Linked DNA regions of Homo sapiens: regions 1 and 2 are each linked to region 3. A link is a loop called in an ENCODE intact Hi-C map of the cell type or tissue named here. Cell type or tissue: mammary epithelial cell. All regions are shown on one strand. Links, peaks and the distances in the headings refer to the core of each region. The heading gives the core; the rest is flanking DNA.

The links. Hi-C counts contacts between places; a loop is a spot of excess contacts. Peaks named below come from ENCODE experiments on the same cell type or tissue, not always from the same donor. Only the 100,000 strongest peaks of a DNase experiment are listed, where the experiment ranks them.
Region 1: a loop joins it to region 3, with 15 times the contacts of the local background. A loop is called at or near these places in 4 of 110 quality-filtered maps.
Region 2: a loop joins it to region 3, with 15 times the contacts of the local background. A loop is called at or near these places in 21 of 110 quality-filtered maps.

What each region holds. Positions count from the first base shown.
Region 1 is chr3:37,211,080-37,215,393 of GRCh38, forward strand. No RefSeq gene overlaps it. Among named protein-coding and RNA genes, the nearest start is that of GOLGA4, 30 kb to the right of the region's middle. In mammary epithelial cell, for the core only: a CTCF peak has its summit at 2,109 (motif pointing left); a DNase peak (open chromatin) is centred at 2,132.
Region 2 is chr3:36,867,263-36,871,576 of GRCh38, forward strand. All of the region lies in intron 9 of TRANK1 (tetratricopeptide repeat and ankyrin repeat containing 1), which reads right to left. Among named protein-coding and RNA genes, the nearest start is that of LINC02033, 47 kb to the left of the region's middle. RefSeq lists an enhancer at 1,840-1,899. In mammary epithelial cell, for the core only: a CTCF peak has its summit at 1,771 (motif pointing left); no DNase peak of the experiment used is centred there.
Region 3 is chr3:36,956,862-36,961,175 of GRCh38, forward strand. No RefSeq gene overlaps it. Among named protein-coding and RNA genes, the nearest start is that of TRANK1, 14 kb to the left of the region's middle. In mammary epithelial cell, for the core only: a CTCF peak has its summit at 2,029; DNase peaks (open chromatin) are centred at 1,200 and 2,010; H3K4me3 peaks cover 515 bases; H3K27ac peaks cover 1,483 bases.

The DNA.
Region 1 (4,314 bases), core at 771-3,270, 250 kb after region 3:
GAGGAAAGTGAGAAGAGAGTGTATATGGTCAGGGATGGTGGCATTTTGGGTGTTGTATTAGTTACCTATTGCTGCATATCAAATTACTTTAAAACTTAGTAGCTTAAGCCGGGCCCAGTGGCTCACACCTGTAAATCCCAGTACTTTGGGAGGCCGAGGCAGATAGATGACTTGAGGGCAGGAGTTCAAGACCAGCCTGGCCAACATAGCAAAACCACATCTCTATTAAAAATACAAAAAATTTAGCTGTGTGTGGTGACAAGTGCCTGTAATCCCAGCTCACTGGGAGGCTGAGGCATGAGAATCACTTGAACCCAGGAGGTGGAGGTTGCAGTGAGCCGAGACTGTGCCACTGCACTCTAGCCTGGAGCAAGACCCTGTCTCAAAAACAAACAAAACAAAACAACATAGTAGCTTAAAACAAAAATAAACATTAACTCAGATTCAGTGCGTCAGGAATTCAGGAGAAGCAGATCTGGGCAGTTTAGACCTGGGGTCTCTTATGATGTTACTTGGGGCTGTGGCCATCTGAAGGCTTGAATGGGGCTAGAGGACCTCATGTGGTTGGCAAACTGCTGGCCATTGGCAGGAAGCCTCAGTTCTTCCCCATGAGGACCTCTCCATAGGGCTGCTTGAGTGTCCTCACAATATGGCAGCTGGTTTCCTCCACAGTGAATGATCCAAGAGAGAATGGCAGAAGAAGCTGCAAGTGTCTTTAATGGCCTAGTCTTAGAAGAAATGCACCATTACTTCTACATATCTTGTCATTCACACAGACTAGCCATGATTCAGTGTGATGGGGATGATACAAGGGCATAGATATCAGGAGGAAAAGATCATAGGGGGCCATCTTGGAGGCTGGCTACCACAGATGGAGGCAAGGGCTGGTAGGATTGACTGGCCTCAGGGTTGCAAACAGAACTCTGATATTAATCTGCTTCATTGAATCACTGGTATATTTCGGTTCCCCAGTAGAGGTGTTATTCAAGCTCCCAGTGCTGGGACATCTTTCTGTAGACTTTGAGGTTGGTGCAGGAAGAAGACTAGCAGTGTGGATAATTTTTTCTGTGAGAACCATAAGCCAACATAGGCTGAGCCTAATGTGTGGCCTCATTATTGAGGCTATTTCAAATACAGACTCCCTCTCTTGGAAGGTACACAATGATTGGGCCTGGAAATTGTGCAGTCAGATGGAAGTAGCATCATGATCAGAATGTAAGAAGCACATTTTCTCTGAATCAGGATAAACCTCACTGATCAGGGCTTACCTCTTTCTACCTCTGAGATTCTTTTTTTTTTTTTTTTTTTTTTTGAGACAGAGTCTTGCTCTGTTGCCCAAGTGCAGTGGTATAATATTGGCTCACTGCAACCTCCGCCTCCTGGGTTCAAGCGATTTTCCTGCCTCAGCCCCCTGAGTAGCTGGGATTACAGGTGTGCACCACCATGCCTGGCTAATTTTTGTATTTTTAGTAGAGAGACGGTTTTGCCATGTTGCCCAGGCTGGTCTGGAACTCCTGACCTCAGGTGATCCACCTGCCTCAGCCTCCCAAAGTGATGGGATTACAGGCATGATCCACCTCACCCGGCCTTCAGTTTCCTTTTTTTCTAATAGTAAGATACAAATTTGGGGGAAATGTTTTTACTTTCTCAGTTTTGTGTATCATAAATCTATAAGGGCTTATAATAATGGACATAACACCTATCATCATGGTTAGAGTTTGGAATCAAATTTGTGGAAACGGCTGGGCGTAGTGGCTCATGCCTGTAATCCCAGCACTTTGGGAAGCTGAGGCGGGTGGATCACCTGAGGCCAGGAGTTCGAGGCCAGCCTGGCCAACATAGTGAAACCCCATCTCTACTAAAAATACAAAAATTAGCGGGGCATGGTCGTGGGCGCCTGTAATCCCAGCCACTCGGGAGGCTGAGGCAGGAGAATCGCTTGAACCCAGGAGGTGGAGGTTGCAGTGAGCCGAGGCTGTGCCACTGCACTCCAGCCTGGGCAACAGAGTGAGACTCTGTCTCAAAAAAAAAAAAAAAAAAAAAATTCTGGAAACTAGAATTTTCTACTTAATCACCTGTGGGACGTTCTCTGCTGCTGCCATCTTGTGGCCACTTGGAGTAATAACATTCACAGTGTGCCTTTGGTCAGTCCAGTGACTCACCAGATGATGTAGGAAGGTCCTCTGGATTCTGTGTAAATATTTCCGATGACAGGTTTCCAATTATTCTACAAGACAGGCTATACCTATGGTGTAAAGCTTTGCTTATTAGAAAGTTCTTTCTGAAACTGAGTCAAATTCTGCTTTTATTCCATTTCTATACAATTCTTTTTCTACTTTCTAATTTTTTTTGGGGGGGGGTGGGGACAGGATCTTGGTCTGTTGCCTAGGCTGGAGTGCAATGGCGTGATCATAGTTCACTGCAGCTTCAAACTCCTGGGCTAGCTCCTAGCTAGCCTCTCAAGTAGTTAGGACCATGGGTGTGTGCCACCACGCCTGGCTAATTTATTATTATTATTATTATTTTTGAGACAGAGTCTCACTCTGTCACCCAGGCTAGAGTACAGTGGCACAATATTGGCTCACTGCAACCTCCAGCTCCCAGGTTCAAGTGATTCTCCTGTCTCAGCTTCCCAAGCAGCTGCGATTACAAGCGTGCACCAACACGCTGGCTAATTTTCGTATTTTTAGTAGAGATGAGGTTTCGCCATGTTGCCCAGGCTATTCTTGAACTCCTGACCTTAAGTAATCCATCTGCCTCAGTCTTCCAAAGTGCTGGGATTGCAGATGTAAGCCACCATACCTGTCCTGCCTGGCTGATTTTTAAAATTATTTTTTGTAGAGAGAGGGTCTAGCTATGTTGCCCAAACTGGTCTTAAACTCCTGGGCTCAAGCAATCCTCCTGCCTTGGTCTCCCAAAGTGTTGGGATTACTGGTGTGAGCCACTGCACCCAGCCCTCTAATTCTAAAAAAAAAAAAAAAATTGAAGGCAGCTGCTTATCATATTTCCCTAAATCTTTTTTCCTAAATATTTTAGCTTCTTTATCTCTCCCTGAATGATTCCCAGAGCCTTCATTCATCATCCAGGATCTGAGACAGGGATGCTGGTGCAAGTGATTTACTGGGGAGTGGCCACAGGGGAAACCTGTAGGGAAGCCAGGGAAACAGGATGGGCAAGAGGGCGGAGCTAAGCAAGGATGCAGTTTAGCCAGAGACCAGCCCAGCCTGATGCCACGGGGAGCTCTGGATCCTGAGTGGTGCTACAGAGTGAGTCTCACCTTGAGGCAAGGGGTTCAGTCTTGTATACTGTGACACTCAGTCATTGGCTCTGGGGGTGAGGGGTGTTCGAGGAAACCTTCCTGAGTGAAGTGGTTCCCATTTGGGCAAGGGCAGTTCTCAGGAGGGTTAGCAGCTGACGCTCAACAGCATGTGGGAAATGGGTGACCAGGAAAGAGGATCTGTATACCTTCTGCTCATATCTCATCTCAGTCATTATAGTCAGACCAGGACCCAAATATCCCAGGTGTAGTCTGAAGTGTAGTATTCAAGGAATCCAGGCCGAGCACAGTGGCTCATGCTTATAATCCCAGCACTTTGGGAGGCCGAGGCAGGCAGATCCCTTGAGCCTGGGAAGTCAAGGCTGCAGTGAGCCAAGATCGGGCCACTGCACTCCAGCCTGGGTAACAGAGTGAGACCCTGTCTGGAAAAAAAAACAAAAAAGAGTTCAAGAGATTCATTATATCCCATTCTCCTTAGTCCTGTATTAACAGTCCAGGCTTACATTTGGGTTGTCTGATCGAAACCCCAAGATATTTTTCACATAAAATTGCTCCCAGGCCAAGTGTCTTCCATCAATGCCTATGGCATGGTGATACCAAAAGCAAAAGCAGGTAAAATTGTATTCCTTTAAATTTTCCTCTTGTCAGTTTGGACTCACATTCTAGCTAACTGAGCCCTCATTGAATCTGGATTCTATCATCTAATCCAGGACTCTACGCTCTGTCTTCTGCAGACTTGATCCGTGTGTCTCTTTGGTAACTTTCAACTCCCTTGTCTGTTCATTACCTTTGGGCTGGTCATCTCTGTTTGTTTGTTTGTTTGTTTGTTTGTTTTTTAAGATGGAGCCTCGTTCTCTTGCCTAGGCTGGAGTGCAGTGACACAATCTCAGCTCACTGCAACCTCCGCCTTCCAGGTTCAAGCAATTCTCCTGCCTCAGCCTTCTGAGCAGCTGGGACTACAGGTGCATGCCACCACATCTGGCTAATTTTTGTATTTTTAGTAGGGATGGTGTTTCACCATGTTGGCCAGGCTGGTC
Region 2 (4,314 bases), core at 771-3,270, 89 kb before region 3:
CTGCTTGTCTGCCTGATAGAATCTTTGCAAAAACATCATTCTTCCCCCAGGAAAGTAAGTTTAGTAAAAAACTCACATGAAAATGAACAGAAACATACTAAGCTCAACAAAAGACACAATTAGATGCAGCTGCATAATAAATACATGATTACATGGTTCAGACTTGTTAAGAAGGCAGTTATAGATGAGCGAAAGATTCAAACATCAGGAAAGAAATCAGAGAATGATACAGATGGAAAGTTGCTAAATACTGACAAATGGTATCCCTTGGCAGGAGGGCTGTGGGTGACTTGTTTACTTCACTGATCTTTTCTGATTTTGTTTCTAAATTTCCTATAAGCTTAAAGAGTCAAAAGAAACATCAGGAAACAAAGTTGCTTATGCATTATAATCAAGAGTTTTTTAAAAGATGACTACGTAAGTACTGAACAACAAAAGACTGAATAAAAATGTGCTAACATGCAATTACAATAAATTTGCTTTTATATAAAACTATACTTTTACAAATTTTCAACAATGATCACATTTAGCAAATATAGCAGGTCCTCAAATAACATTCCTTTCAACAGAATTTCATTATAACATCGATGAGAAAACAAATTTGGTCCCCACCGGGGACACTGTGTGGAGTTTGCACGTTCTTCCCATCTTTGCATGGATTTTCTCTAAGTACTCAGGTTTCCTCCCACACCCCAAAGATGTGTACGATAGGTGAACTCACATGTCTCAGTTGTCCCAGTCTGAGTGAGTGCGGATGTGTGTGAGTGAGCCCTGCAATTGAATGGAATCCTGTGGAGGGCTGGCTCCCACTTGGCTCCCTAAGCTGCCGGAATAAACTGGCCACCTTCAACACTGAACTGGAATAACTCGGTAAATAATTATCTTACTTGTTTTTATTAACCTTTCTTAAATGTATATATAGCTCACATTTATTTCCATGTTTAATATTAGATCTTTATTTAGAAGTCTGGTGATGTTTTTGTGACCAAAACTATGCCTTAGGAACTTAACTCTTGTTTGTTATCAATTAACCTACCGTAAAACTGGTTTTGTTATACATCATTTTGCTTAAAGTCAGTTTCCAAGAACCTGTTAATAATGTTAAGTGATGACTTACTGTGTATATACACAGATTTGAAATTAAAAATTAAAAAGCTCTTCTGAAGTTGCAACCATAGTCAGAAGTAATAGAAAATAGAAATAAATTATTTCAAAAGGAGATTTCATTTTTGTCCAAAATCTTTTTATAAGGTTTAAAAAGCAAAAGTGTTAGGTTTTATTACATACATTTTTATCAATTTAAATTTACATTCTCATCACATTTTATAAAAGAAAATATAAATATATAACTAAAAATGCATGGAATAAGACTAAATGACCAAATCACAAACACATTAATTTTTTTCTGGCAGGTACAATTACAGATAATTAATAGTTTCTTTTCTACATTTCATAAATTTTCTAAGTATATAAAAAGATTGGTTTTATAAAAAGGAAGAAGTATGACAGACATCCTTTAAGTCAATACCCTATGCCTGCATATACTGAAAACAGGCACTGTCCTGGTGCTGAGCACAGCAGAAAGCAGCTGGCTCCCCACTGGAGGACCAGAAAGATAAGGATTCAGAGGCCTGATGTAAGCTGACTCGAAAAGGCCAAGAACTAGTAAATCAGAGAGAAGATCACAAACAACTGTGAGAAAAACAAAGGCTCCAATCTTGCGCTTCTTGGTCCCAAGGAAAGAGCTGAGCAGCAACATCAGGTAGAGAAAGTGGACATGCTGCCATCTGGTGGTGGCTATGAAAACTGGATAAAGACCATTCTGTAATCTTGACTATTTAGGACTAAAGCCTTGCTCCTCAAAGTGGTCCCTGGCTTGCCCTGGCAGCTAGTGAGAAATACAGAATCTCAGGTCCTGCCCTGAACCTGCTGAATCAAAACATGCATTTTAGCAGGCTCCCAAATAATTCATGTACATGTTAAGATGGAGAAACACTGGTTTAGAGAACAGCAGAAATCTTTAGCAAGACCCTTTATTTCTCACCTAGATGCCAAAAGCAGCCCCATCCTAAGAGATAAGGACCACTGTTATCAGCAAAATGGGGTACAGCAAACTTGAGGAAGAGTCAAGGGAGAAAGTATCTTTCATCATGGTCTGTAAATTGGAATGTTCATTCATCTGGATGTAAAACAACTCAAATCCTAATGTTATTGTGCTCAGGACCATAGATGCAAAAAACAAATGTTAGGCACAGATACAGCTCCCTAGCGGCAGCTCTTCCTAAAGACAATGCTTCCATCTGTCCCTTTAATGGATTAGGATGGGGAAGGATTAAGGTCCATAAAAACAAAGTAGATCCTCCTTCATTCCCATGGCCCTGGGCCTCCTCCTTTGATTCTCCCAGTCTCTTCAACTACTTTCTGGATAGAAACACCTTCTGGGAGCTAAAGTCTAAAGCTACATTATCCCATACATGGCCACTAACTTACATAAAATTACAGTTAATTAAATAAAATGAAATTTCTGGTTCTTCAGATGCATGAGCCACACACATTTCAACTGCTCAACAGTCACATGTGACGAGTGGCTATCATATCAGACAGAATAGGTGTAGGACATTTCCATCATCTAGGAAAATTATACTTCATGGACCTAGTCTAGAAAGATCCCCCAGCCCCACCTTAGGTTTTAAACTTTGTGCCATCAGTAAAATCTTAGAAACAAAATGTATGCATGTAACTCTATACAACTCTCTGGATGTATAAAGGAACAGTGATATTCAATATATAATTTCATTCAAAGATCATCACCTATAGAGTTCACATAGGCTTTATTTAGGCTTTTCCACAAGTTCTACTGCTGCGCCAGGAGTGGTGGCTCACGCCTATAATCACAGCACTTTAGGAGGCTGAAGGGAGTGGATCACCTGAGGTCAGGATTTGAAGACCAGTCTGACCAACAGAGTGAAACCCCATCTCTACAAAAAATACAAAATTAGCCGGGCATGGTGATGCATGCCTGTAATCCCAGCTACGTGGGAGGCTGAGGCAGGAGAATCGCTTGGACCCGGGAGATGGAGGTTGCAGTGAGCAGAGATTCTGCCATTGCACTCCAGCCTCGGCAACAAGGGCAAAACTCTGTTTCAAAAAAAAAAAAAAGAGAGAGAGAGAGAGAGAGTTCCACTGCCTAGAATACTTTGGGAAATATACAACTCCACCTTGCCAGCCCTTCCTGATTAACTTCTCCTCTTTACAGATTTTTTTTTACTAGTTCCTTTCACTCATGTTTCTCTATAGTCTTTCAATATTCCTCTAGCATGGCAAGAAAATCTTTGTGACCAGTGGCCTGGAAAACTTTACAGAAATCAAACGTCCAACAAGTTTACCATTGAGTACGGAAGGCTTTAGGCTTGACTGCATCCACTACCATCACAGGCTACCTGGTAAGCCAAATGGCAAGCTTGGAACGATGCACAGTCCTCTCATGCATGCTTTTCTGCCAAGCAAGTACAGGTGAATTCTAATGAGTGAAAAGGGGACACACTGAGATTCTACTGAGTCTCTTCTCTTGGTTCCAAACCCAGGTCACATTTAACTGGTGAAGGAAAGAGAAGAGAAGCGAGAGCAAGAACCTTGCCTCAGAAGACAAGGCATTTTTAGGATTAACAGATATTCAAGGATTGTATTATACAAGGAAACTAAAAAAAAAAAAAAAAAAAAAAAAACCTAAAACCTTAAAAACTAAACCAACATGAATGACTTAGGCCAAAGACTTTAACACTAAATAGAACATGCACAGTATTCTAAGAACTGAGATTAAAATTAATAAAATATAAAATTTGCAGGCTGAGTGCAGTGGCTCACATCTGTAATCCCAGCACTTTGGGAGGCGAAGGTGGGCGATCACCTGAGGTCAGCAGATCAAGACCAGCCTGGCCAACACGCTGAAACCCCGTCCCTACTAATAATACAAAAATTAGCTGGGTGTGGTGGTGCACGCCTGTAATCCCAGCTACTCAGGAGGCTGAGGCAGGAGAAACGCTTGAACCGGGGAGGCGGAGGTTGCAGTGAGCCAAGATCGTGCCACTGCACTCCAGCCTGGGTGACAAGAGTGAAACCCCGTCTCTTAAAAATATATATATCAAACAAGTCAGCCATTCTCTACCACTAACCAGTGGTTCTTCTTTTGCCATTATTTTAAAGCCTGAAAATTCACTGACCTGTTTGGCTACTTGGAGTTTCTCAAATCATGGAAACCATTCTGAAACTGAGATGATATGCACAAGCTCTCAAAAAGCATTCCACAATGACCTA
Region 3 (4,314 bases), core at 588-3,087:
AGTGGGCCACGTAGCAGTGCACATACCCCCAGGTTCAACGATTGACCAAGGGCCAGCTATTTGCCAGCAACTAGGGAAGCTGTGGACAGAACTTGGATTTATGGCCTCGGGTGTCCACACACATGTGTACTTTATTCTATGGGACAGAGGTGAGGATATGAAGAGAAAGGGAGCAGGCTATGGGCTCTGGATCTCCATTTGAACTCTTGCCCCAGCTCCCAGGACAGTCAGGGGTGGACCTATCACTCTTACCCCCACAGGTCAGGATTAATGTCCAAGGAATAGGTCCTGGGCATCTTCATGCATCACTCTGTTCCTCCTGTAGGCCCCAGCCACAGGGACTACTGCCTGTTTCTCTTTTTGTGCTCTGACCCATCCCCCTCTGGGTGGCGCTCTACACAACCAACCTCAGCAGCTGGGTCAACTCCTGCTCCCCCTTCCTTCTTCCCCTTCATTATCACCTCCACAAAGGGGATCTGCACCAGATTTCTTAAGAATCCTGACTTATGGGGGGAGGGAGGAGGGAAAGCATTAGGAGATATACTTAATGTAAATGACAAGTTAATGGGTGCAGCACACCAACATGGCACTTGTATACATATGTAACAAACCTGCACATTGTGCACATGCACCCTACAACTTAAAGTATAATAAGAAAAAAAAAAGAATCCTGGCTTACTCCTGTAACTGGGGCCCCCAGATGTCTCAAAACAGAGGTCACATTCAGCTGTCTACAGAGGTCAGGCAAATATCACAACTAAATGTGTCTGGCCAGGTAGGTATAAGTGCCCGGGAGAGGTAAGGTCTACAGCAAACTGGGACAGCCAGACTCCTTCTAAAGTGGCTCCAGCTAATTGTTGCCATGGAGATGGTGGGCTTGATGTCAAAAAACTTTTGATTTTCTGATAGAAACTGGAAAACTTGATTTAATTATGTGAAAGTTCCTGTTCAACTAATTCAAAATTTCGACACAGTGTCTACCAAATAAAACTCAGCCACAGACAAGCCAGAGAGTTTGGCAAGTTTATTACCACAAATAAAACCAACTACCTCTATCAGATCTAGTTGGCAAGCTGAGGAAGCCTGAAGCTATCCTACACCTGGTTTGCCCTGAACTTACTGAACTCCAGTTTGAAGAACTAGTGGTATTTTCATGAATTGTTATTTTTGTGGCCTGATATGACATTCCCACCTCCTTCTATCTGGCAAACTCCAAAACTTGTGATGAGACCTTCATGACTCATCTTTATCATCACCTCCCATGTGTAAACCTGGACTTTCCCAGATAGACAGCCCAGCCTCCCCATTTTCACCACTCCCTGCTCAATACTCCTTATTCATGCCTCTATTACAGCCCTTATCACATCATTTTATAACTGTCTGTCATCTGTCACTAGAGGGTGAGCACCTCAAAGTCTAGGATTTTATCTTGTTCATTCTGTGTTCCCAGCTCCCTGGCACTTTACTGACACAATGCTTGTGGAATGAATGAATAAACAGCACAGATCAGTAATTAAACCAATGTCAGGAAGCTACTAGATATAATTACAAATTAGTATTCATGACAATAAGTTTATCATCATAAGAGCTTAGGAGTGGAGGAAAACAATTTTCAGCAGGATGGCTAAGGAATTTGCATTTGAACTGGGAAACTAATTCTCATAGGTAAGGGGAGGAAAAAGGAAGAACAGTCTGGAAATGAAACTAAAGTCCCAAAGGTCAGAAAGCCTGCGGTGGTCTCTGACAGCGAGAACGGTAGGGGTGGCAAGTAAGACAACAAATGAAATAAAATAATTATAATAAAGTATTCTTAAAGGGGAACTGTGAGGAGACAGTTGTGTAGGGACAACTGAGGTGGTGGGATAAGAATAAGAAAGTGCTTCGAGGACTCTGCTGACAGCCATCTTGAACCACTGCCACACTTGTAAAGGTGTTTGTTTCCTATGGTGATATCACTGTTGCTTCTTTTCCCTAGCTTCAGTCCTGCAGAGACTTTACACTAGGAGCTGCTCCTTCCATTTAGGTATGCCGCCACCGTGCGGTGGGAGTGTGCAGCTACATGACTTACTGGCAGGCTCACATTTTACCTTAACATAAGTGGATGGAAATTGTTCTCAAGCTCAGCACGTTTACAGATCCAACTTTAATGACATCTAAATATCATACAGAGATTTATCTTTACATTAGCTGGGGTCAAGCAAAGAAGACCATACGCAACTCAGTTCACAATCAACCAGGCCCTCCCTCCTTCATGTGTATTCCTTCTGTGTTTTCCTCCTCTTTAGGAACAGAGGTTTATTCAACTTTGCTTCCTCCATAGGGCCTTACATACTGCAGGTGCTTTAAAAAAATCTCTGCTTAGTGGACTTATATAAAGATGATATAGCACGTTTGTTTTTTAAAGTTCCAAAAACATTTTATCACTTTTTCAGAAAAGTGAGAGTAGAAATTTTTCACCCATAATTCCACCGCCCTAAAACAGTGACTATTAATGATTAGCAAACAATTCAAAATAACTATCCTGGCCAGGTGCGATGGCTCACGCCTGTAATCCCAACACTTTGGGAGACCAAGGCGGGCGGATCACTTGAGGTCAGGAGTTCGAGACCAGCCTGGCCAACATGGCCAAACCTCGTCTCTACTAAAAATATAAAAATAGCCAGCAGTGGTGGTGCATGCCTATAATCCCAGCTACTCAGAAGGCAGAAGAATCACTTGAACCCAGGCAGCGGAGGTTGCAGTGAGCCAAGATTGCACTACTGCACTCCAGCCTGGGCGACAGAGCAAAACTCTGTTTTTTTGTTTTTTTGTTTTTTTTTTTTGAAAAAACAAAACAAAAGATCTGGCTTTGTTTTTACTCTCCATGGACCATTAGCCATAAGGAATTGTTGGACACTATCTGATATGGAAAGAGATGTATTTCAGGTTAAGTGAAGGAAATTTAAAGCAGGTTAAAATGCTTTTGGTTTTAAGTAAAAGAGAACTTGACTCAAATTAGCTTAAATGGAGATGTACTGGCTCATGTAATGAAAAGTGTGGGATTCAGACACAGTGTTTCCAGAGCTTCACTCAGGAAGATTCGGCCTTCATGGTGGCAATATGCCAGCTAGAAAAGAGGTATGTGCCGAGTAAAGCCCTTCTCTTTATGGCATTTGGCTCCCTCCCCATCTCCTTGCCAATTAAACCCATTCAACTAGCTTAATGTGTGCAGAGCCAGCTCATTCAGCCTCCCTGTCTCTTCATTGTTAGATATGATTAGTCAACCAAGGGACTCCACATATTTGAGGAAAAACTATTCATGAAAGACAAAGATAAATAAACATAAAAAATATGTCCCCAGAAGTAATAGAGATGGTCTTGGAAACAGAAAAAAATTACAAAAATTAGCCAGGCTTGGTGGCGGGCACCTGCAATCCCAGCTACTCTGGAGGCTGAGGCAGGAGAATCGCTTGAAACCGGAAGGAGGAGGTTGCACTAGTCGAGCTCATGCCACTGCACTCCAGCCTGGGCGAAAGAGTGAAACTCCGTCTCAAAAAAAAAAAAAAAAAGAAAAAAAAAACCCATACTTTCAAACACAGAACCACTGGTCCACAGAACCACTGGTCACGGTGGCTTACATCTATAATCCAAGCACTTTGGGAGGCCTAAGCAGGTGAAACACTTGAGGTCAGGAGTTCAACACTAGCCTGGGCAACATGACGAAACCCTGTCTCTACAAAAAATACAAAAATTCACTGGCATGGTGGCGTGTGCCTGTAGTTCCAGCTACTCAGAAGCCTGAGGTGAGAGGAGAGCTTGAGCCCAGGAAGTCGAGGCTGCAGTGGGCTAAGATTGTGCCACTGCACTCCAGCCTGGGCAACAGAGCAAGACCCTGTCTCAAAACAAAAACGAACAAACAAAAACAACAACAACAAAATGCAGTACCATTTACAACCACTCCAAGGAAAATAAGGTACTTGGATATTCATTTGATATGGTTTGAATGTTTGTGTCCCTCCAAAATTCATATTGAAAATCTCCAATGCAATAGTAGTAAGAGGCAGGGCCTTTACGAGGTGATTGGGTCATGACTAATCCCATCCATGAGGGATTAGCCTTATAGAAGGGTTTGAGGGAGTCTGTTAGTCCTCTTTGCCCTTCTACATTTCCACCATGTGAGGATGTAGCAAAGAGGTGCCATTGATGAAGCAGAGAGCAAGCCATCACCAGACACCAAACCTGCTGGTGCCTTGATCTTGGACTTCCCAACCTCCAGAACTGTGAGAAATCAATTTCTATTTATTTTTATGTATGTATGTATTGAGACGTAGTCTT